Linked DNA regions of Mus musculus: regions 2 and 3 are each linked to region 1. A link is a loop called in an ENCODE intact Hi-C map of the cell type or tissue named here. Cell type or tissue: heart. All regions are shown on one strand.

Evidence for each region. A loop is a pair of places that touch in the nucleus more often than their neighbours do. Peaks named below come from ENCODE experiments on the same cell type or tissue, not always from the same donor. Only the 100,000 strongest peaks of a DNase experiment are listed, where the experiment ranks them.
Region 2: a loop joins it to region 1, with 4 times the contacts of the local background. A loop is called at or near these places in 11 of 42 quality-filtered maps.
Region 3: it touches region 1 in a loop (4-fold over the local background); 11 of 42 quality-filtered maps call a loop at or near these places.

What each region holds. Positions count from the first base shown.
Region 1 is chrX:151,516,201-151,524,200 of GRCm38, forward strand. It overlaps Phf8 (PHD finger protein 8), which reads left to right and starts at 4,472. Exons shown (of 22, transcript NM_001113354.1): 1 at 4,472-5,237; 2 at 6,188-6,376. The coding sequence starts at 6,279. In heart, a CTCF peak has its summit at 4,379; DNase peaks (open chromatin) are centred at 4,391 and 4,901; H3K4me3 peaks cover 2,995 bases; H3K27ac peaks cover 3,000 bases; H3K27me3 peaks cover 487 bases.
Region 2 is chrX:151,811,642-151,819,641 of GRCm38, forward strand. All of the region lies in intron 2 of Huwe1 (HECT, UBA and WWE domain containing 1), which reads left to right. Among named protein-coding and RNA genes, the nearest start is that of Huwe1, 12 kb to the left of the region's middle. In heart, a CTCF peak has its summit at 3,261; a DNase peak (open chromatin) is centred at 40.
Region 3 is chrX:151,339,530-151,347,529 of GRCm38, forward strand. Fam120c (family with sequence similarity 120, member C) reads left to right here and starts at 4,694. Exons shown (of 16, transcript NM_198105.2): 1 at 4,694-5,407. The coding sequence starts at 4,721. A230072E10Rik (RIKEN cDNA A230072E10 gene) reads right to left here and starts at 2,350. Exons shown (of 3, transcript NR_015600.3): 1 at 952-2,350. In heart, no CTCF peak of the experiment used is centred here; DNase peaks (open chromatin) are centred at 4,362, 4,632 and 5,062; H3K4me3 peaks cover 2,521 bases; H3K27ac peaks cover 1,318 bases.

The DNA.
Region 1 (8,000 bases):
CATGTGTAGCAGTTGTGCAGCTTGGCCTTCACGTGGGTCCTGAACATAGGCTATCCCAAAAGCTGTAGCCTGTATGTGGGATGTCTTCTAGTCGGGCTGTCTTGTCTGGCCTCAGTGGGAGACTTGAAGTGCTAGGGTGTGGAAATACCAAGAGGCTCCACCCCCTCAGAGGAGAAAGAGAGCAAAGGACTGTGTGTGTGGGGGGGGGGGCAGTGACCAGGAGGGGACAGTGAGCAGGATGTAAAGTGAATAAGTAAAAATAAATAAATAAATTAATTAATTAAAAAAAAACTTGCTGGCTGTTCTTACAAGACCTGGGTTCAACTCCCAGTAGCACAACGTAGTTCACAACCATCTTCAATTTCACTTGCTGGGCCTCTGACAGTCTTCTCTGACTTCTTCAGAAACCAAGCTCACACATGAGCACAGACATTCATGTAAAACAAAGCACTCACACACAAATAAAACTAATATAATTTTTGCCTGGGCAGAAGTGGTACACACCATTAATCCCAGCACTCAGCAGGCAGAAGTAGGCTGATCTCAATAAGGTTGAGGCCAGCTTGGTCTACAGATCAAGTTCCAGAACAGCCAGGGCTACACAGGGAAGCTGTATCTCAGAAAAAGAAAAAGAATTGTTGACTGTGTCCTACAACAATATATGGAAAGAAGGAGCATGAGTTAGAGGCTAGCCTGGGCTATATAATGAGTTTGAGGTCATCTTGGTTATACAGTGAAACTCTGTCTCAAAAACCAAAACAAAGGCTGGAAAGATGGCTCAGTGGTTAAGAGCACTGACTGCTCTTCCAGAGGTCCTGAGTTCAAATCCCAGCAACCACATGGTGCTCACAACCATCTATAGTGGGATGCCCTCTTCTGGTGTGTCTGAAGACAGCTACAGTATACCTACATATAATAAATAAATCTTTGGGCCGGAGTGAGCAAGGCTGGAGTAAGAAGGAAAAAACAAAACAAAACAAAACAAAACAAAACAAAAGAATGGAAGAAGAGCTAAAAAGGAAGGAGGAAGAAAGAAGAGAATGCTGATTCAGTGAGTTTCATACATATGCCTTGTTTTTTTTCGAGACAGGTTTTCTCTGTGTAGCCCTGGCTGTCCTGGAACTCAGAAATCCACCTGCCTCTGCCTCCCAAGTGCTGGAATTAAAGGCGTGCACCACCACTGCCCTTAACATACTCCAATTTAAAACTACATTTTATTTGTCTCTACAAAACCTGTTTTTTTCTGTATACCCTGGCTTAGTCAGTGGTACCATCCATGCACTCATTCTGAGGCTAAACTCAGAAATGAACTCCTATCTCTTTTCCTCATTCACTTCAGCTTTCAATTACTCCTAAAGGTCTGATTCAGCCTCCAAAATATCCAGATTACCAAACTATTTTCTGGCCCCACTCACTATCTTGATATCTTTTCTTCTTTTTTTTTCCTCCAGTCCCCATCCCTGATTCTTTGTAAAGTTAAAAGGCTTAAGCTGCAAGTATTGTCATCTTGCTATGCTGTCACATGGCTATGTGTTTTATAAAGTCTGCAGTTTAGTCAAACTGTTCATTTCCACTGTGAGCCTCATCATAGTTTTCTTTATGTTAGTGGGTATTAGAGAAACCTTAGAAAAATTTGAGGTTCATTCAAGCATAGTGGCCCATGCCTTTAATCCCAGAACTCCAGAGGCAAAGGCATTCAGATCTACATGAGTTCAAGGCCAGCCTGGTCTACATAGTGATAGTGAGTTCCAAGACAACTAGAACTACATAGTGAGACCCTGTCTCGAAAGAACCAAAACAAGACAAAACAAAACAAAAATTTGAGGTTCACCTAATAAGTTCATTTGGGGTTATATTTAGTTTGTTTAGCTAGGACATTCATATGTAGCACTGAAATTATCTCTAAAAATATTCTTACTGCATTGCATGTCTTTGAAGCCAACTTTAGTATTAACTGATCTATAACATCTCAAAATATGTTTCAGGTCCTAATAAAATTGCACACTACTCTGGCTAAGGTGCAAAGACAGTTCAGTTACTAGAGAGATAACTCAGTAGTTAAGAGTGCTTACAACTCTTGCAGAGAGTTTGGGTTCAGTTCCCATGACCCAAGGCAGTTGTGATGGTTTGTATACACTTGGCCCAGGGAGTGGCTGCATTAGAAGGTGTGGCCTTGTTGGAGTAGGTGTGTCCTTGTGGGCGTGGGCTTGAGATCCTCACCCTAGCTGCTTGGAAGTGAGTCTTCCACTAGCAGCCTTCAGATGAAGATGTAGAACTCTCAGCTCCTCCTGAACCATGCCTGCCTGGATGCTTCCATGTTCCTGCCTTAATGATAATGAACTGAGCCTTATGAACCTGTAAGCCAGCCTCAATTAAATGTTGTTCTTATAAGAGTTGCCTTGGTCGTGGTGTCTGGTCACAGCAGTAAAACCCTAAGGCAGTAGTTCATATCTCCTCCTCTAACTTTAGTTCTGTGGGATCCAGAACCCTCTTCTTACCTTTATACAGTCCTGCACACATGTGGTTCCCATATATACTCTCAGGCAGTTGTGGTCCCTCCCCCATTTTAAAATTTTCAGTAGTTTCTTATTCCTTAAAAGATAAAATCTAAACTCTTGCATTTTGTACTATAATAGCTCTTGATTTAACTTCTTACAGTATGACTCCCCATGCGCCTCCATGCATTTGTGCACCTCAATTTTTGTCGTTGTTTTTGTTTTTTTGTTTTTTCGAGACAGGATTTCTCTGTGTTCAGCCCTGGCTGTCCTGGAACTCCCTCTGTACACCAGGGTGGCCTTGGACTCACAGATAACTGCCTGCCTCTTCCTCCAGACTGCTGGGATTAAAGGCCTATGCCACCATTGTTCATGAACCTTATTTTTGTATACAGTAGTATTAAACTTTGTTTTTGAGCTGTGATTTCATGTATCCCAGGCTGGCCTAGAACTTTTGTAAATAAGGATGACTTTGAACTTTGGGACCTCCTGAGTACATGGGCTACCACCCAAGGCTTATGCAGTTCTGAGAATTGAACACTGGGGGTTTGTGGATGCTAAGCAATATCCTACCAACTGAGCTGTATTGAGGGCCTTAGCAAATCTTTATATATCCTCTTAGACTCCCTGCAGCATAGCTTACAACAGCAAGCAGCCCATGAGGCTTAGCTTATTTTACTCTTCATTTTCTTTCCTCCCTTTTTCCTTTCTTGTTAAAGTTGTCACTCTCTTGCCCCATTCTCTCAGATGGTTTTTAAAGAGTTCTCCACCAGATAATAATCACAGCACTCAAGAAGCCGAGGCTGAGGTGGAAAGGAAAGGAGAAATGAGGAAACAAGAAGAGGGAAATTATTTTTCTCTGACAAGGACACTTTTGTCCCTGTATATGTTTGCCAGAAAACTGTTTTACACATATTCTTTTTTTCCACGCCACTCTTCCTCTTTTGGTAAGAAAATATTTTTTTCTAAAATTTCTTTATTTTTATGTTATGTGCTTTGGTGTTTTACCTGCATGTGTGTCTTATGTGAGGGTGCCAGGCCCCCTGTTACAGACAGCTGTGAGCTGCCATGTGGGTGTTGGGAATTGAACTAGGTCCTCTGGAAGAGCAGCCAGTGCTTCTAACCTCTGAGCCATCTCTCCAGTTCCAGAAAACAACTTTTAATACAGTTTATTCTATAAAGTAATGAGATCCTGCAAGAAAGTGATACAGCAAGAGAACTAGGGATATTTCATTAATGTCTGAAGAAAAAACAAAATCAAACAGTGCCACCTTAAAGCAGTCAGAAAATCCTGGTACAGATATATGGAAAGCCGTGAACTGATTTTTGCTTCTCATGGAATTGAACCTGCATGGTTCATGACAGAGACCCTGGGAAGAGCCTGCTGGGGGAAAGAGGTTTTTTTGTTTTATTTTGTTTTTTTTAATTCCCAGGCTCTCAGATCACTTTCCTTCTCTAAACCTGTTTCTTCATTTGGTGATAATCGCAGTTTTTTTCCTCTCACAGAGTGAAAGATTAAATGATAACTCCAACCGTGGGAAAAGGACCTCGTCCACTATCAGGGCTCAATGGACAGGAGCCTATCCCCCAAGGCTGAAACCCGCCCCCGCAGCCCTATGTAACACTTCTGCCGCCCGGAGCCACGGACCTCACCTCCTCTCGGAGGAGGAGACTAGCGAGGGGCGGCGAGTGCTAGGGGGGCGGGCGGAGGAAGGTGCGGGTTTGGCTTTTTTTTTTCCAACTCCGTGTTTACCCGGGGTTACGGAAGACTTACGCTCCAGGCCCCACTCAAAATGGAGCCAAACTACCGCCTCGCCTAAGATGGCGGCTCCTCCGCCTATCAGCTCAAGGTCTTATGCGCCATTGGGCCACCTAGACGAGGCGCAACATCCTAGGCTCCCTCAAGGTGTCGCCCCGCCCCATGACGTCACGCAAGAGCCGCCGGCTTGACGTGCCGGGCTCCACCTTCACCTCCCGTGCCCGAGCCTCGTAAGATGGCGGCGGGCTCGTCTCTTTCCCAGAACGCCGCCACTCTCAATATGGTAGCTGTTTACCATATCTCTCCACCCCTCTCCGCCTCAACTGCCTCGCGATTTTGAATAAACTTTATTGATTGCTTTGAATCTCCTACAACCCCCCGAGAGTGGCTTCTCCCGGCGACCTCTCCGGCGGTCTTTCTCCAGCCGCCGCAAGCCTGTCTCGCGAAGGGGGCAGCGACAAAGCCACTTGCCAGTGCGCCCGGCGGCCCCGACCCCGACCCCCAGCCCCGGCTGAGACCTCGGTCTCTAGAAGGCTCTGAGGGCCAGACGGTGGGAGGGCTGAGGTGGACACTGCCCGAAAGCCCCGTCAGAGCCCGGGCACTGCGTGACGCGGCATGTGGTTTCTAGGAGAAGGCAAGTCAGCTTCACAGTTTGGCAGCGGCAATCCCAGCATTCAGCGCGCGCCGCCTCGGGCCGGAACTGCCCGGCCAGCCTGTGCTTAGCGCAGAGCTGGGTTGCCCCGGAGCGAGCCCAGCGGCAGGCGAGTCTCTGGGGCTGAGCTCTGTTCCCTGAGGACTTGCCCCCTGCAGCCTCGGGCATGAAGAGAGCTCTGTAGCGTTTGGGACCGTGGACATTTTTTATCAGGTTTGGGGCATAAAAAAGGTTCCTGTCAGTGTGTGTGTGGGGAGGCGTAGAGAGCTCCTCGTAAGTTTTGGGGGCTGCAAGCAAGCTGCGTTCTAATTTAAGACGAGACGTCTGTCAGGTGAGGGGTCCAGCCGAACCCTCGGCGGTCGGAGGGGATTGCAAGGCAATGCCTGCCATTTGGAGCTGTGGAGGGGAAAACAAATTCTTCGCTTAGTTTCGCGGCGGCGAGGAGATTCTAGTGGGTTTCCTGGGGCTTCGAAGAGATCCTTTTCAGTGTCAGGGGGGGAGATGAGCTCCCTGTCAGCTTTGGAGTGGAGGACGAAATTGCGGTTTATTTCATTTTGGAGCAGAATGAGACTCCTTACTGCTCGGGAGGGAATGATACTGAGAATGACGAAAAGGATCATTTAAACTCTCCCAACGCGATCCCAGGACTGTGATTTGAGTTGGGTGCCTAGTCTTGTTTGTCTTGTTCCCGAAGGCTTTGGGGGGTGGGGTGGGGGGGCGTAATTCGGAATAACCTGCGGAGACCTTCAGGGATTTCCGCATCTCTGCTTCTTCCTATTTTGGGGGGCTAGACAGGGTCTCTGGTCTCTCCCTCAGCTTCCCTCTTCCCAGCCTCATCCTTTATGCCGCGGTTTGCGTCATAATAAAGGGAGCTGAGAGTCCTGGGAAGCAAGAGGGCAGTGAAGAGAGGGGGTTCAGTGAGGGATTAAATAAGCTTCCCGAAAGCTTTCAGATATTTACATGAAACCCGGAAAGAAGTTGTCACTGACTTCAGGGCCAAAGAAGGTAGGGGTCTGGGGGAGGCGTTTGGAAGGCAGGGCAGAGCAGATAGCAGAACGTTCTTGCTGTTCTTTCCAAGTGAAAGAAATCCTGAAGGGTGGGTGGACTTTCTCCACTTAACTCCTGCACTCTCACCAGCTGTGTTGAGTCCTGGCTCGGTTACTCCCTTTTTCAGAACTGGAGGTTGGTACCCAGGGGGTGGGGTGGGGGCGGAGACACGGAACGATTTGGAAACCCGGGGCCGGAGGAGTCACTTGGTAAAGAAGTGTTGTTTGTGTCTAGCCATCGTCTAGAGAAGGCGCTTGTTGCTGCCTTCAGACCCAGTAAAGCTTCAAAACTGGCACGGCGCAAAACGATCCAACCCCCTGTGAAGATGGCCTCGGTGCCTGTGTATTGCCTCTGTCGACTGCCTTATGATGTGACCCGCTTCATGATCGAGTGTGACATGTGCCAGGACTGGTTTCACGGCAGGTAAGAAGGGCAGGCCAGGCTGGTCAGGGAGCATTGGCCAGGTGTGTTGTTTTCACTTGCTCTCTCCTCCTCTCAGCCCTGTTTTCTACCTACTGCTCAGAAACTAGCCCCTCCGTCAATTTACTAGACCTAGGTTTTTCTATCGCTCCTTGCCCAACAACTAGGTCCTAGCTGACAGTGGTCTGTGGTTTCTCTCTGTTTCCCTATGTATATTTATTGTACTTTGTGTATGTACATGAATATACATATATATGTATATATATGCATACGTATTTGATTTTCTAGCTGCGTTCTAGCTACAAAGAAATTATCAGTTGTATGGTTGTGTTTTCCCTCGTATCCTGGCTTTGGGGGAGGCAGCACTGCATTTTTGAGATATCTGAGTTTAAGAACATGGATTTCTTTGTAACTTACTATCAGTGGCCTTGGCCAAAGTTGCTTTTGCTTCTGTGAGCCTCACTTACAAATCAATACCTCTTTCATAGCTGTAAAGCAGTTTGCTTGCATTCTATAAATGGATGCAGAACCAGAAAAATATTTTATTTCTGTGCCGTCTGCAGGACTGTCTAACTACATTAAAATTAAAAGACGTAGGGTAAAACAACAGGACAAATGCACCTGTCTGTCACCCAGGTTTCCAGTGAGATTAGTGTATATAATAAAAATCAAAATATTATCCTATTACTGAGGGAATTTGTATACTGGAGTTTAATAAAAAACAGTATTCGGGACCATTCTCTTACTATATAAGTTCTAGAATGTTAAGTTGTCAATTTTTAAAGGAGCTGTTCCTGTTATACTCAAAAACAAAGTAAGGGTGGGGTCAGTGGGTCTCATGTTCAAGGCCTGCCTGAGCCAGTTCAAGGCCAGCATGGCAACTTAGCACGATTCTGTCTCAATAATAATAATAATAATAATAATAATAATAATAATAATGTAAAGAGCTTGGGATATAATTCAGTGGAAAGCTCTTGCCTCAAAATATCAAAAAAATTAAAAAAAAATTATTTAATCTTATAGTTGCACATATGTCTGTTACTTCCTAGAGGTAGAGATACCTTTTCTGTTTCTTTTTAGTATTTCTAGTGCTAAATATGCAGTAGATATTTAGTACAGTTTTGAATAAATAAGCAAGTCATAATGAAAAAAACTTATTTCACTATGGCCCTTAGTTTGGAAGTGTGTATGATATCTCTTTAAAAGGGCTTTTGCTCACAGTGTAGAAATCTGAAAACACAACAGGAATGAATGTTTCCTAACTTCTTACCCTGTGTCAGACTCCATAACTGACATTCCATAAATTATTTTGTCTGTACCCAAGTCTGAAAGTTCAAATTTTTCTTCTACTTGTGCGGGTTTCTGTATCCGGGTGTGTACACATGTATGGAAGCCAGAGGTCAGCCTCAGGCTTCCAGGCCTCAGTCCTCAGGAACCAGCCATCTTGTTGGTTTTTTTTTTTTTTTTAGCTAGGGTCTCCCCGTGGCCTGGTACTTTATAAGTAGCCTAGGCAGGTGGGCCAGATAGCCGCAGGGATTTTCCCATTTCTCTCCCTACCACTGGGATTATATGGACTTGAATCTTTCTTACATATGTTCTGGAGATTGAACTAAAGTCCTCATGTTTG
Region 2 (8,000 bases), 300 kb after region 1:
GCAGTCTCCATACAGGAACCAGCAAGGGGAGTTCAATCCAGAAGAAAGCACAAAGCTTGGCAACAGGAAGGTCTCTGCAAAAGCACCAAGAAGCTGCAGGAAACCTCCTCGTGGGAAGTTCTTTGCGGGGAAGGCGGTGGCTGCTGCTGCTGCTGCTGCTGCTGCTGCTGCTGCTGCTGCTGCTGCTGCTGCTGCTGCTGCTTCTTCTTCTTCTTCGTTTTTTGAGACAGGGTTTCTCTGTATATCCCTGGCTGTCCTGGCACTCACTTTGTAAAGGCATGCGCCACCACCGCCCGGAGAAGTTCTTTGGAGAGCTTCTTTTTGGTATGGAGTTCAACAATACAATGTAAAGCAGAGCAAAGCAAGCCAATGCTTGAGCTCCTACTGTTGGCTCCTATTTATATTCTTTCTGAACATCATGTGTCCTTTCATGCATTTGCTATAGCAATACATCCTTTAATCTCTGTTTTCTTTAGCAAAACATCCTTTCACCTGTGTTCCCCAGCAAACCATAACTGACTTTCCAAAGAAGCCAGAAGTTTCCACTTCATGGTTAATATAGATTTCCCATTTTAGGCCTGAGCACTTAGTCACTTAGTCTTCCTGCATTAACTAGTCACTGCAAAAAAGAAGTTTCTCTAAGATTGAGAGCAGTTTATTTAGTATTGCCTTCAGCTAAAAGCAGTTTTGAAATCCTTACTTTCTTGCACAATGGCAACTGGGTCCAGAGGTGTGATAAATTCAGGTTCGTTCCCTTTGGTAAACATAGGGTATATGTTCATTCATGACATCGTGTTTTAATGATGTGAATCTTTTTAATTCATTAAATCATTGAGGACAGTGAATTGATGTTTCAATAACAACATTTTGCTTTTTCCTAATATTTTATTTCCCCTTATTTCTTATTTGGTTACTCAAATACATAGTTGATGTAGAACAGACAGAATGAACACTCAGTTTTTGTACCCTAAAAATAAAATGGTATGTGCATGTGTTTTGTATGTGTGTGCATGTGTAAGCTAGCCATAGACTAGCATTAGGTATCATCATTCCTTTGCTGTCCACCCACATTTACTTATTGTAAGTTTTGAAATAGGATCTTCTATGCCTTCTCAATGCTGAGATTATATGAACACCCAGTTGGTTTGGTTTTGTTTTAAATGTGGGTTCTGAAACTTGGGTCCTTGTACTTGCAAGTAAGCATATTACTGATTATCTTCTTAGTTCCTTCTCTTTTTAGGTCTGGCCTGGAATTCACTATGTAGCCCAGCTTGGCTTTAAGCTCACAGTTTTATCCTCCTGCTTTTGTTTTCTGAGTGCTGGGATTAAGGTATGATCTACACTCAGCTTTTTTCTTTCTAAACATAGCTTTATTTTAAAAAAATGCCTAATGCCTTTATGCAGTGTACATGTGCTTTAGTGTATGCAATGTACATGTGCCCATGGAGGCCAGAAAAGGGTATTGGATCCTTTGGAGCTGTAGTTACAGACCACTGTGGTTCTTGTAACCAAACTCCAGTTCTTGAAGAGCAGGTTGCTCTCTTAATAATTGAGCTGTCTCTAGCCTCTAAATACAGCCTTTGATATGATGTTTTGGTTCCCTGCTAGATTCAGAAGGTTATGTAAATGTGTATACCTAGGTACTCATGGATATAAACATTCTGAGGCTAATGTTTTAAATTCAAAGTGTCCATTCTTCTAACTAGGAAAATTCTATAATATAAAGTTGCGTTTTGATTTTTCTTGGTATAAACCCTAGTAGTCTTGGGTAGTTTCCTTACTATTAGTATGTCAGGTTATTTTAGGATTATTATAGATTTCTTCCCTAGAGCTGGAATCAACTAATGTGATAAGACAAAATGTGAGATTGAAGGAAATTTTCTCTTTGCCATGGTAAGAGCTTTGTACCCAGTCTCTATTTTCCTTTTCCACTTCACCTTCCCAGGTTGTTTCATTATTGGTCCTACATTTTTTTCCTTTAGTAAAAAAATTTTTGCTAGAATTTAAGGGGAAAGGTTTGTAAAATCTTGATAAAAGTAGAAGGCATAGAGTGCAGGCAGTTCTAGATTTGGGACTTTCCAAATTACAGTTTGGCTCAGTCAACTTCTTGTTTCGTCTTTGGAAATACCTTCATTTGTTATTGGAATCAGTTTTGTGGTTTTAATGTACTGCATTGTTTGCCATGATCTTCCCCTTTTACATGGTTCTTTACTGTTAATTGTCTTTCTATTCAATGTTCTGCCACAACCTTATTAATCTGTGGTGAGAGTCCTTGCAACAGTTACCAGTTTCATCACCATGTTAGAAAAGAGTTATTCAATATTAACTTCTTTAAAACCATTTATTTTATGTAGTATCTAAATTACCATGTATGGTTCTGTAAGTGGAAACTGTTCTTGTTTTTGTTTCTTGACTATTTGGTACTGGCTGGCCTTGAGCATGTGATTCTCCTGCCTCATCCTTCAGAATGCTAAGATTCCAGGTGTGCATTAGCACACCTAGCTCTGTTCATTTTTAAGTAATTTAAGGTTTTCGTTTTCATTCTTGTATCTTGCCTCTCTTCCTTTAGTTGAATAGACATAGGTTTTCTAATTCTCGTGTGCTTCCTCAGCCTCTAAGACTGTTATGTTGAGAAACCCTGCAATTGTCTTCTATGAGTACAGGGTAATAATAACAAGTGTTTGGGCCAAGGTGAGAGTTCACAGTGATACATTCAATTGCTATTACTGTGCTAGTTTAGTCTTTGGATAAACCTGTATCTGGTCTTGAGGCCTGTGTCCTGTCTTTTTTAGCTGCCTGCTTCCAACTTTTTCCCTCTTTCCTTCTGCTGGCCCTAAAATGCATGTACATAATAGTGAGAAACAGTATGCAAATTAATATTTGAATGGGTCTAGGCTATTTTACTAAATTTATATTACTTATAAGATGCTTATCAAAATCCTACACTTACATGTTTGTGTATGTACAGGTATATATAAAACTTAAAATGTACTTTATAGGTTGCACTGAGCCTTTAATATCATGATATGTAATAAAATTATGTAATAAAAAATTAATAATATTTTAAGGTACTGCAATTATAGAGTACTCTGTAAAGATGAGGCCATTATAGTTTATGTAATGGCTATGTCACTTAGGGCAAATTGAGTTAGTTTCCTCACCCTTTAAATGAGGGCAATAATATTTATGCAACACCTTTTTTCTAAGGATGTACTCATTGGTGCCACATAGTGGAGATACAAAAGATGAGCAATCCGGTGCTGGTAAGATGGTTCAACAGTTTAAAGGCAACTGTTAGCAAGTTTGATTTCTATCTTAGGAATCCACATAGTGGAAGGAGAGAACTAACGTCTGGCATTTGTTCTCTGACATTCATATATGCACCGTGGCATACTCACCCACATTCCTATGTAGACCATACAAAATGTAGTTTACAAAGATAAGCAACAGAAATGGAACTTGCCGGGAGATTTATAAATCACACTGAAATGCTAGTATGAACAGTGGGAGGAATGAGCAAAATGTTACAGCAGTTTATAGGGAAGGTGGAGGGATGGACTGAGACGAGGGAGGGAAATCTGCAGTTGAATGTAATATATGAGAGAAAAATACAATGAATAAAAAAAATTTAAAATAATCCCATTACTATGAAAAAAAGTAAAGACTAGCTTCATGGGCAGCATAGATCTGTCTACCTTTAGAAGACAAATTATAGTCATGTGCTGTCTAACAATATAGTTTCTGCTTGTGGTTTGTTTTGAGAAGATACCTTATGTAGCCCAGAAACTCCCTGTATAGTTGTCAGGAATGTATTCTGTAGTGGAAGGTGACATTAAGATTTCTGTAATTGAAACATTCATTGTGCAAGACTAGTTTATTGTTGCTGGTGGTAGAGATCAGTAATGAATTACAGATACAGAAATTTATATTGCCTATTGATGGTGAAAGATTGTATTAATGACATTTGTAGACATTTATTTTAGGATGTTTCCACAATAATGAAGTTTCCCTAATAGTGCATTTCTTATATTTCTGTTAAGGGATTCATTCACCAGCAGCTTTTAAATAGTAAAATCTTCTTTATATTCCACCAGAAAAGTTGGAACAGAGAACTTATTATACATATCAGACTCATTTTGTGGGCCCAGATTTAAGGGTAATAACTGGCTATAGTTATTATATAGTCATGTATAGTATATAGTATAGTGGTGGAGTTAGGCACCAAGTTAGGCACAAGTTAAACAGCCCAGTACTGTGCCACTATGCTGTAGGTTTCCTTTAAGCAACTTGCTTTTATTTCTAAATGTGTTACCAGGTGTCATCTATGAAAGTACAGAAGTTTCCTCACTGGGGGAAATTTGACAAAAAAAAAAAAAAAAAAAACTTAAGTAAAAGGCAGGACTCCAAAGAAAGCCCCCCACCTATAAACACACCTTTGACCTACATTCCAGTATGAGTCCAATTTGTAGCCTTTTAAAAACATTTCTATTCTTTGAGAATTTCATACAGTGTATTTTGAACATTTCCACTGTCATCCTCTTATGGGTTAGCCTAATTTGGCAGGTTTTTAAGGGTGTTTTTGTTGTTGGTTTGTTTTTAGAAGGAATTTTTGTTTTGATAGTCTCATTTTAGCCCAGGCTGACCTGGCACTATGTAGCTGAGGCTAGCCTCAAACCTGTGCCAATCCTGCTGCCTTAAAGTCCCTAATGTTTGAATTTCAAATAAGAGCCATTATAGTTAACTCTTTTAAAGACTTTTTAAAATTTATTTTATGTATATGAGTGTACTGTCACTATCCTCAGACACATCCGAAGAGGGCATCAGATCCCATTACAGATGTTGCTGGGAATTGAACTCAGGACCTCTGGAAGAGCAGCCAGTGCCCTTAACCACTGAGCCATCTCTCCAGATCCCACAGCTAACTCTTGTCTCTGTTTTCACACATATGTGTGGACACTGTATGTCAATAAGTGGGAATGAATGTCGATCCATAAAACTTAAGTGTTTTCTGAACTGGGAATGTAGTTCATTAGTGGAGCACTTCTTTTGCCCCAAGTCCTGGATTTGGTGTGAGCACTGAAAAAGAAAATGTTTTCAAAGCCCATTTATTTCTCAACTTTTAAATTGTGAAGTGGTATATTTGCTATTTAGAAAAAAATGCATATATCAGATGAACTTTGTTTTTACAGGCTTTTTTGACCATTTGCTTTTCTTTTGTTCATTTGACCATTTGGATATTAATCTTTATCAGATAAATAGCAGGCAAAGAGTTTTCTTCCATTCTTTTAGTGTTTTATTCTAAGTTCTGTTTGCTGTGTAGAAACTTATGATTTCCCATTTGTCAATTCTTATTACATCCAGAGTTTTGGTTGACTAGTAATGTACTATAATCATACTCAGTTGTTGATTCCTACCTAGTTGACCCTGAATCAGAGGGTAGTATCAACTGAAAATTTTGGTTTTGCATTTTTGTGTATGTAAGTAAAAGCATGCATTTTAAATATGTGGATGTTTTGTCTGCAAGTGTATTTGTGACTTGTTTGTGCCTGGTGTCTGTGGAGACCAGAAAAGACATTGGATAATCTGGTTCTGAGCTCTAATGTAGATGCTGAAAATGCTCTAACAGTCATCCTGAGTTCAGTTCCCAGCAACCATATGGTGGCCCACAACCATCTGTAATGGGATCTGATGCCCTCTTCTGCTGTGTCTGAAAAGAGCTACAGTGTAGTCATATACATAAAATAAATAAATAAATCTTAAAAAAAAAAAAAAACCAGATATGGTACAGACCCAATCATTCAGAACTTCTGAGGGAAGTGTCAGGTAAATGGTATGTGGATTGAGGGTAAAATTTTACCTTGAGAGAGGTGTCATAGTGAGGAGGTAACATTTAAGCTCAACTTTTAGGGATATTCAGGAGTCAACTTTTCAAAAGTCTTGAGTGCTAGGGAATGTGAAACTTAACAAGACCAAAGCATGAGAAGAATACTATATAATGCCATTTTGCCATTAAGAGAGAGAGATGCAGGTCTTGGGTGCTGCTTTAGTACTTATAGTTAGTTTTAGGAATATTGCTTTGGTAATAATGTGATGATGGGATTAGAGATCTGGCAGGATAGAGCCTTAATTTAGCATACTTTTAATATATAGAGATGGTACAATGATAACCTATGTACCTGCCACCCAGCTACTAACAGTTAAAACAGCATGCGGATGTGGTTTTATTTATTTATACCCTACTCCCTCTTTCAGTTATTTTGAAACAGGTTTCTAAGTCATTCATGGATTGGCACAGCTCTCACGGCTGATCTGTGTAGCCAAATCTGTTTATACAGCTTAAAAAAATGTATGACAGTCTCCACCCCAGAACCGAGTTTGGTATTTGTGTAACTAGGTATTTTCAGTTTCTAAAAAGAGTTTCAGGGGAACTGAGTGACTTGATTTCTGCCAGATTAAAATACTTTCCTGAACTCATTGATTTATCTGTAATGAAATTTGCTTGTTAGGTATGGACTGGATTTTTTCCCAATTTTTTTATTAGGTATTTTCTTCATTTACATTTCAAATGCTATCCCGAAAGTCCTCTATACCCTCCCCCCTGCTCCCCTACCCACCCACTCCCACTTGTTTTTTTGTAGACAAGTTTCTGAAATTTTATAAAGAATAGTAGTTTAAAGGACAATTTCTTAATTTTCTTTTGGAAGTGGACAATGGTGAAGAAAGCACTTATAATCTTAGAAACTGGATGTGATGAATCATCTTTTTGCCAGGCATTGGTGGCGCACGCCTTTAATCCCAACACTTGGGAGGCAGAGGCAGGATTTCTGAGTTCGAGGCCAGCCTGGTCTACAGAGTGAGTTCCAGGATAGCTAGGGCTATACAGAGAAACCCTGTCTGGAAAAACAAAACAGAAAAAAAAGAGTCTTTTTTTAAAGATTTGTTTTATTTATATGACTACACTGTAGGTGTTTCCAGACACACCAGAAGAGGGCATTAGATCCTTTACAGATGGTTGTAAGCCACCATGTGGTTGTTGGGAATTGAAATCAGGACCTCTGGAAAGAGCAGTCAGTGCTCCTAACCACTGAGCTATCTCTCCAGTCCGATAGGTAGTTTTGTTTGTTTGTTTGTTTGTTTGTTTTTGTAGAGAAACATACATGCTTTTTTTTCCCTTTTGGTTTTTTGAGACAGTCTTTCTCAGTTTAGCCCTGGATGTCATGGAACTTGCTCTATTGGTCAATCTGACCTCCAACCCATAGAGAACCACCTGTTCCTGCCTCCTAAGTGGTGGGATTAAAGGCGCCTGGGGGGAGCATACACATTTTATCTTGAGATTTTAGTATATTCAGATTTTGTATGAGACTTCCAAGCAATGTCTGCAAATGAGTTTCCAGATTTTGGGGGGGGGGTGAGTAAAGGCTGCTTGTTTTGTTATTTCATTTTACTGCCAGGTCATAGATTTAGCTGAGCAATCCTCCCATGCCATTTTATGTAGCTAAGGATAGGGATACTGGTGCCTGTAGTGAGGGGCGGTGGGAGTGGTTGGTAGTTTGAATTTGCATTCTTATCCCTGCCTATAGACATTTTTTGACCTTAGTAAATTGGTCACAGTCTTCATTTCTCAAGCTGTCATGAGGGTTAGATATTAATGTGTGATAGGTAAAGTCTTGGCTGTATATTAATTGGAACTTAGGTCAGATAGAGAAAGGCTTAAAAATTATGCTTAGTCCTCCTTCAGGCAATCAGTGATGTCTATAACTCTGTAATCAATAGTGAATAGGCTGGGGTTTTGTTGTGTTTTTGTTTGTTTAGTTTGGTCAGGAATTCTAAAAGTGATTTTTCTTTTAAATTTTTTGAGACTATGTCTACAAAATTTCTTCCTTCCCCTTTGTACCTCCAAACCTTTCAGATACCTTCCCTCTTCTTTAAATTCATACTCTTTTCCTTTTATTAAAAATTCTTTTACTTATTTTATGTATGAGTACTTTTGTCTTCAGACA
Region 3 (8,000 bases), 180 kb before region 1:
TGCCTACTCAAACAAAACCCATGGATAGCTGCAAATCATAAGCAACTCTACTAATCCATATATAATGGCATCACATGGACACATCCTTTCTTCCTCTAGTTCAGTTTCAATAAAATGTGGCTCCTTGTAATCTAGAAATCTGATAAATGTGCCTTCCACCAACAGATTAATATATAACAGTCTACAAATAAACACCATCAAAGTTCCCTTTTAGGGAAGTAGAAGTCGCACATTGATCCATCACTACATCTGAGGATGTATCTACCCTTTTCACCTGGATGGGTATAATGGAAAAAAACTCATGGGAGTCCCTTTCTTATTATTTCCTTGCTTAACCAGTTTGTATTTAGGTCAGGGTTATGCTCAAAGTGAGGTTCTTAGATTTGAAAATGTGTTTAAATCTCTCAGATGGCTAGAGGGGTCTGAAAAAATGTACCACTACACTTCTTTCATACCCCTGCATTAGGAGATTTGACCTATTTAACAAGGCTGTGAGCAATCGAAGGTCAAATCACCAGGAGAATGCAGTGTGCCGTTCAGGAGAAATGGGGTTATCAAAATAATTCAGTTCATTTGTACCCCATAACTGATTCACTGTAGAACATTAACTAAAGGAAACTTATACTTGTTAATCCTTCTGTTCCTTGGAGACATGTGTATCTTTCCTCCAGTTCAGGATGTCTTTCTGAAGGACCTGTGAGACATTCCTTGGAAACCTAATTGCCAGGAACAATAGGGCCTCTGTCTCTCTGTCTCTGTGTTGATAGGATAGAAATCTAATTGTCAGCCAGTGTGCACATTTGGCCTAATCACATTTATATTGATCAGTCCTCTGTAATTTTTTTTTACTACCTTGATGCTATTCTGCCCCCATCCTGTTTCCTCTCATATTTCCCCATTCTCCCACTCATGTCTGTGCAAGAAAGAACAAAGCTCATCTCTTTCCCTTACCATCAGTAGTTTGCACACTGTTTATAGTACTTCAACATTTTTCTGGCTTCATCTTCAACACTACTAAAATCATGGATTTCTGGTGGTACACTCAGTGTTTCCAATGTTGAAAATACAGGGTGAGGCTTGAAATGATCCTGTTCAGAACAGGTACTGTGATGTGCTGCTCCAGAGTTGCTACTCTGGGTGGTCCATTACAATCATGATTCGCTAGACATGATTTTCTACTGATGAAAATTTTCTAAGTCTTCAATTGAAGGCCTATTGGTTTCATGTTGGGAGATGTCCCAGTAGCAAGTATTAATAACAGGTAGTAAAATTCTTGTTGTTGGTCTCCTTTCTCTTCCTTTTTTTCCGGTGCTGGGGATCGGACTCCTTGTCCTGCACATACAAAGCAAGTGATTTACTACTGTTGCAGCTTCTTTTTCTTAGCACTCTCTAAGTATTTGGCTCATTCTCTCTGTCATTCTGTTCAAGATCCTCTCGATCAGAGATCCAGTAGGAGATAGTAAGCTGAGCTGAGCTTACTACTGTGAAACCTTCCCCACCTCCGTCCTGATCCGCCTTGGGGATGGATGTTCACTTGCTTCTTAACATCTAGTTGGATTCAGTTATGGGAAATCAGCACTTCTGGCAAAGTTGATGCCATGAGGAGTTACTACTCCTTATACATGTGTGAATAATTTGCTGGTGCCAGTTTCTTAATCAGTGAAATCCTTGAAGTGGGTCTGACATTTTTGCTGCAAGTCAGCAGGACCAAGGGATTTGTGCCTGCAGCAATCAAAGCTCAGTTTGTTTTTGTTTGTTTGTGGTCCTGAGGAATAGAAGCTGGGGAAGGATTCTACCACTGAACTCCACACCCAGCTCCAGGGCTTTTCTTTTGAGTTCCAGGAACTGTAATTAACTGGTTCACTGCCATATCTTACAAAAAGTGTCAACTCCCTTCCCATCAATGGATGCTAGAAGATTCCACCTGTATCAGTTCCGTGTATTTTGGGCTTGTAATTTGCCACACCTCATTTCTGACTGTTTATTCTCTTTGTAACCAAATGTAATGAGCTCACATCTTGGTGAATGCAAAAGGTTAAAACAAGCACAGCCAAGACATGAAAGAGTGGAGAAAGATCTATTACTTAAAGCAGTTAAGGGATCCCTGAGTGTCTCAATCAGCATGGCTTTGGGATTGCCTTGACCAGGGCAATGGAGAATGGAGAAATGACAGATAGATGTACCAAGAAGCTGGGATTGGATAAGCCTTGCACAGTCCCAAGTATGCTGTTTATAAGACCATATTTAAGAGGGTAAGATACAAATTTTAGATATACTTAGCTGAAGTTCACAGGCTGTTACCATTAAAACGGGGAAGAAGAGTACATCTGTGAAATCTCGCTTGTATCATAGCTGAAAATAATGGAAAGGACATTTTGTAAGTGTGCACAGGTACACTTGTGTGTCTTGGTGTGCTCATATGTATGCCCATGAAAGCCAGGGGACAAAATTTGCATATCATTCTTCAGGAATCTTCCACCTCAGTTTTTAAGGCATTGTCTCTTATTGGCCTGGAACTCACCAATTAGACTAGGTTGCTTGGCCACTGGGTCCCAGAAATCCACTTGGCTCTACTTCCCCAGCCCTGGGATTACAAATGCACTACATTGAGCCTGGCTTTTTGGTGTGGTCTTTGAGAATTGAATCCAGGTCCTCATGCTTGCAAAGCAAGCATTTTAACCAGAGAGCCATCTCACCGACCCAGAAAGGATGATTTGAAGGTAGAATAATAAAGGGTTTTCATCTAAAGGTATCTCACTTGTGGCTAACAGTTTCATTAAGTGGCTTATGATCCAATTATTTTTGTTGTTGTTGGGACTTAATTTTTTTCTTTACTGTTTGTTTTGTTTAGTTCTTATCTCAGGCTGACCTGGAAAATAATAATTTCAAAGTTGTGGCAATCCTCCTGCCTTGACCTTCTGAATGCTGGGTTTATAGATGTAAGCCAACACACTCAGTTAAAATATGGCATTACAAGCAAATGTGAACATGATAGGATTTATTTACTTCCTTGGTTCTTTGAAATCACTGGGTAGCCTAGGCTGGCCTAGAACTTAAGGTGACTGTCCCATGTCAACTTCCTGAGTACTAAGATTGCAGGCACATACCATCATGCCTAAGACAACAGTTTTTGCAGTAATCTTATCAAGTTAACAATGAGAAGGCTAATTTTTAGGAAAGGGATGCTGGACAAACTCTCTAGTAAGCACAGTTTACTAAAAACATCTATTCTCTTCATCTTTCATGCCTTCAAGCTATTGCCTTTCCCTTTTTTTTCAAAAACAATTTTTATTAGCTATTTTCTTCATTTACATTTCAAATACTATCCCGAAAGTCCCCTATACACCCCCCACCTCCCTCTCCCTTGCCTTTCATGTTGTCTCCCATCCCTGCTATTCTGGATCTACTACTCTTATGACAAACCCGGTTTGGAATTTGCAACCTGTTTTTGGTTTCATCCTATCAAACCATTCTGATGTCATTCCTGGGGTTCTGCTCTTTTATGTTCTGTAAATTCCAAGCCAGATAGATACAACTACTCTGCATGCAGATCTTGTTTTCTGCTGTAGTCTGGCTGAAGTAATGGGCCCTAAAACTTGACAGAAGACAGACTCTACATGGATTTCATTGGAGAAGCATGCTGAAATGTACTTTTCAAAAGACTGTGATCAAATTAGAACCTTTGCAGCTATTTTGAATTGTTCCCACATGGACACATTTAGTAGGTTGGAAAACAAAAAAAATCCCCTAACCATATGGCATAGCTTAGTGAGTACCAATAAGGTCCAAGTTGTAGTTGAATTTGAGTGGGTGTTTAATCTCCCTGACCAGAGATCCTGAGGCAAATTATAGGCAATTTCATTTTGTCTATGCATTCATTGTCTTAAGTAAATGTTTTACCATTTGTAAGGTGGATAACTCTTCAAAGTATGACAGTAGATGTTAGCGGTTTTTATGTATCATATGTGTTCTTCTCCTTTCGTTAAAAGTTGTGCATATCATCTTTTCAATGGAAGGGAAATTTCTCCCTTTCAGGGAACTTTAGCTCACTTTAGCCAAATTCTACTAATCCACAGTACTTCCTTTCCCATGATGCATCATCTCCATTTCTTTCCCTGGGCATGGTGGTATAATATCCTGAGGCAACTCGGTTGGATACTAGGAGTTCTGGTACAAATCCTATACACACATTTTCTTGGCCCGCTTCTTCTGACACTATGAGCATCAAGGCCTGACAGGTGTGATCCTCTGGTTCTAAGACTGCATCCTGAGGCCATCCGGGAAAAGACTACAACTCCCAGGATGCTCATCCGCCCCGCCCCTGTACCCCTCCCCCAGCTAGAAAGCGAGTATCACAGAGAAGACGAGGCAACATGGCTCCCGGAGGTGGAAGGCAGAGGCTTCACCCCCTTTGAAGCAGTGAAGAAGAGCAGCGGAGGGGAACGGGAAAAGAGGAGTGACTACGACTTTGTCATCGCTTTTATCTTCCCAGCCTCTTCTGAGTCTGGTCAGCCTCACCTCTGCTCTCCACCCGCACCCAGTCTGTGGTCTCCTCCCCTCCCCGCCCACGTTCCCTCGCCCCTCCCGTTCTCAAACCCTCTCTCCGCCCCCCTCGCCCCTACCCCCCGCGGAGTGCGCACGCGCCCGCCTCCAGCTTCGCGCGGGGATCGCCGACTGGCCCGCTTGCGCAGCCGCTGTTCCTTCTACCCACGGAGGAAGCATGGGCGTCCAGGGCTTCCAAGAGTTCCTGGAGAAGCGCTGTCCCGGGGCTGTGGTGCCTGTGGACCTCCTCAAACTCGCGCGCACCGTCTCGCGCCAGCAGCAGCAGCAGCACCTGCACCGCCAGCTGCCGCCAGCAGCCCTAGCGCCAGGGGCTCCACGCATCACCAGGGGCTCTGCTCCTCTGCCGCCGCCGCCGCTCCCGCCCGCTGCCTTTGGTGCTTACTCCGGGGGCGCGGGGCCGTCTCGGCACCATCACCCTGCTCACCATTTCCACCACCATGGCCAAGCGCCGCCAGGGCTGCATCCGCCGCCGCCCCCTCCGCTGCCTGGGGCTCGGGTATTGGTAGACGCGGGCTCGGCGCTGCCGCGGCTCTATGGTGGCTACCAGACGGATTGGGTTTGTGGCGGCCAGTGGAATGCCATGCTGGGCTACTTGTCAGCGCTGTGCCAGGCTTGTGCCTATCCGGGCGGAGACGGCCTGGAGCTGGTGGTCATGTTCCCTGGGGGCCTGGGGAAGGACCGACTGGCCGAGTGGGGCCGTCGGTGCCAGGCGGAGCGGCAGACTGCGCAACTGATCGTGGGACACGTGGGCAACAAGGGCACCCCTCCACCGCGGGCCTGGTTCCTGCCACCTGCCTGTCTGAGCCACTGCGTGAGGCTAGCACTCATCCGCTTCCGGGTCAAGGTGAGGGAGGGGTTAGATTTTTAAATGAAATGCCCCACACCTGTTCCTTCCAGACTAAACACCTAACCATTCACCGACCTACCTGCCACCCACTCAGTCAGCTAACTTACTGGCGACCATTTTATCCCCTCGTGCCCCCGTCATATGGCCTATTAATTCCCTTACCTACATGATTGTATCTCTAGCCATGCCATCCCCGTAACCCCCTTTACTCACACAATTGGCCTACCTGTTGGTTCTAGCAGAATTGACTCAAAATTCCTCCGGGCTTCATGTTTCTCTTGCTATCATCCCCCTCAAACTGAAATATGTTTTTTCTTCATTTTCCAGTTGACATTCCCTCCCCTATATCTGTTTTCAACCCCATGGCAAATAAAACAGATGTTAGTCGAACACCTTTGTTCTATAATTTTCCCCCATTTGACACCTAGTACTTCTTTTTTCCCCATCCATTGAGCCCTTTTCATTTCAACATGCTTTTATCTTGGCATGCCTTAGCCCAAACAATTCACTGATTGAGTCACTATTCAGGAAGATGAACACGCTCAGTAGGGGGTTTCAAAGACGGTTGGGGGTGCGGGGAGGGGCTCTCAAAAACCCCAAGACGCCATTCTTGGCTTTGAAAGATCAAATGCGCAGCATTTACTTGCTGGTGTAAATATGCATGGTGATTCTGTTTTCTGGTATGTAAGTTGCCAGTTTGGGTAGGTGGGTGGGGTGATAATCTGTGGGTTAAAATGGTCCTGGGAAACTTCCTGAAAAAGATAGACTTGGAGAATGGGCTAGATCTGAATGGTTCACAGGTTTTGGAGGAGGTTGTTTAATTAAAGAGGTTGAAGCAATCGGGCAGAGGCAAAAAGAAATACCAAGTTCATGAGGCTCCATGGGTTTAAACCGAAGGCCAGCCTCTGAGTAGTTGAGCCACTGCATATGGAGCCTGGGGAAAAGCTTGGCAGCATCCCCGGGTCTTGGCACCACTGCTATTACGCTGTTGCTTTCCCATACTCTTAGGTTTCAAGTTCCTACGTGTAGAGAATAGCAAGGCTTGAGAAGTAAGGAGGTAGGCAGGAAGAAGGAAAAGAAAAGCGTTACAGGGTTAGGTGGGAAGAAACTGCAAACCCATTTTCTAACCAGAGTTTTGGGGGGAATGTCCTTTCAGGATTGGGGACTTGGGGATTCTGAAAACAAAACAGGTGGCAGCTGGTGGGGTAAGGAGGGAACAGAGACGGAAAGATCTGCTACATGGAGAAGTTTGCAATGGTTATAGAATGTGACTAGAATCCTACTATGCTAGATATACAGAACTCAGCACCAAATTTATGCCTTTTTAAATTTGACAAGCCATTAATGGGCTGGGGGCATAGCTCAGTGGTAGTGTCCTTACTAACCAGGAGGCCCTTGCTTCAATCTCCTGACACCATGCATGCAAAAAAATCTAATCATGAGCTAACTTAAAATATAACTGTAACAAAACCCCACTTGCCTGTTCTCCTGACTGAACATTTTAAAGCAGAGTCACTTACAGGCTTTCCTTCCAAGTTGTTTTCAATGGCACCACCCAGGCTTTAAGAACTTTTTTTTTTTTACCCTGTTATTTTTTTATCCTGCTATTACTGGCAGCTTGACTGTTGGCAGTAGTGATGACTATGTTAGTGGGGCAGGGTTTTCCTGTCTTTTTTTGAGGGGGCTGAGGGTGGTGCTGGGGAAGGGCGGTACTAATTGTTTTTCCATCTGCAGCCCTTAAGTGCTTTAAAATTCTCATTGGATCTTTACAGTAACTCATGAAGCAGTGTGACCCCCGTTTTCCAAATGGGGAAACTCAGACCCAGGAGCTTTACACACTTGTCCAGAGATGATGTAGTAATAAATGATAGAGGTGAGATTCTGGGCTTGATGTCCATGCAATCTGATTCCACAGCTTGCACTCTTAATAGCTGTGTTCAAAGATGAATCTTTGTAAAGAGGCCCTGGGATCAGATTATTTCCACACTGGAAGAAATATCTCATTGGCACCTGAATAAAAACAGGTTTGCTTTATTCATTTGTGGTATTCCTTTGCTGAGTGCTTGCAGTAGGGTAAGTACTGGGCTTCGTGCAGAAAATTCCTGAGGAAGGGCTGGCTCTCCAGGAGGTCAGGGTTTCATAAAGACTGAAAACAAAATTCCAGATACTTTGTGCAAAAATTGCTCGTGGTGAAAAATGTAGCCTATTTACAGGGAGTATGGTATAATTTCTTAGTGATTAAATTCTGGAGTACCTTTACAGATTAACCATGAAGAGGTGTGAGACTACTACACACTGGATAAGGGCATGAGGACCTAAAGCAGCCTGTCTGTGTGCTCTGAGTAGGTTATTGTTTATTTATAGCATATTTACAAATATTTTTTCTGAATAGGTTTTGATTGCTGGTTGGCAGGAGAGAGTAACACTATAGGCTTGTGGTTTATTCATATTCTCTGCCAGTCAAGAAATTTGAGAACCAACTATAACTATATTTTGTCATTAAATATGTTTAGCATATCTAGCACAGTTTTTTTTTTTTTTTTTGAGGCAAGTTCTCATGTCATCCAGGCTATCTTGAATTTGATATATA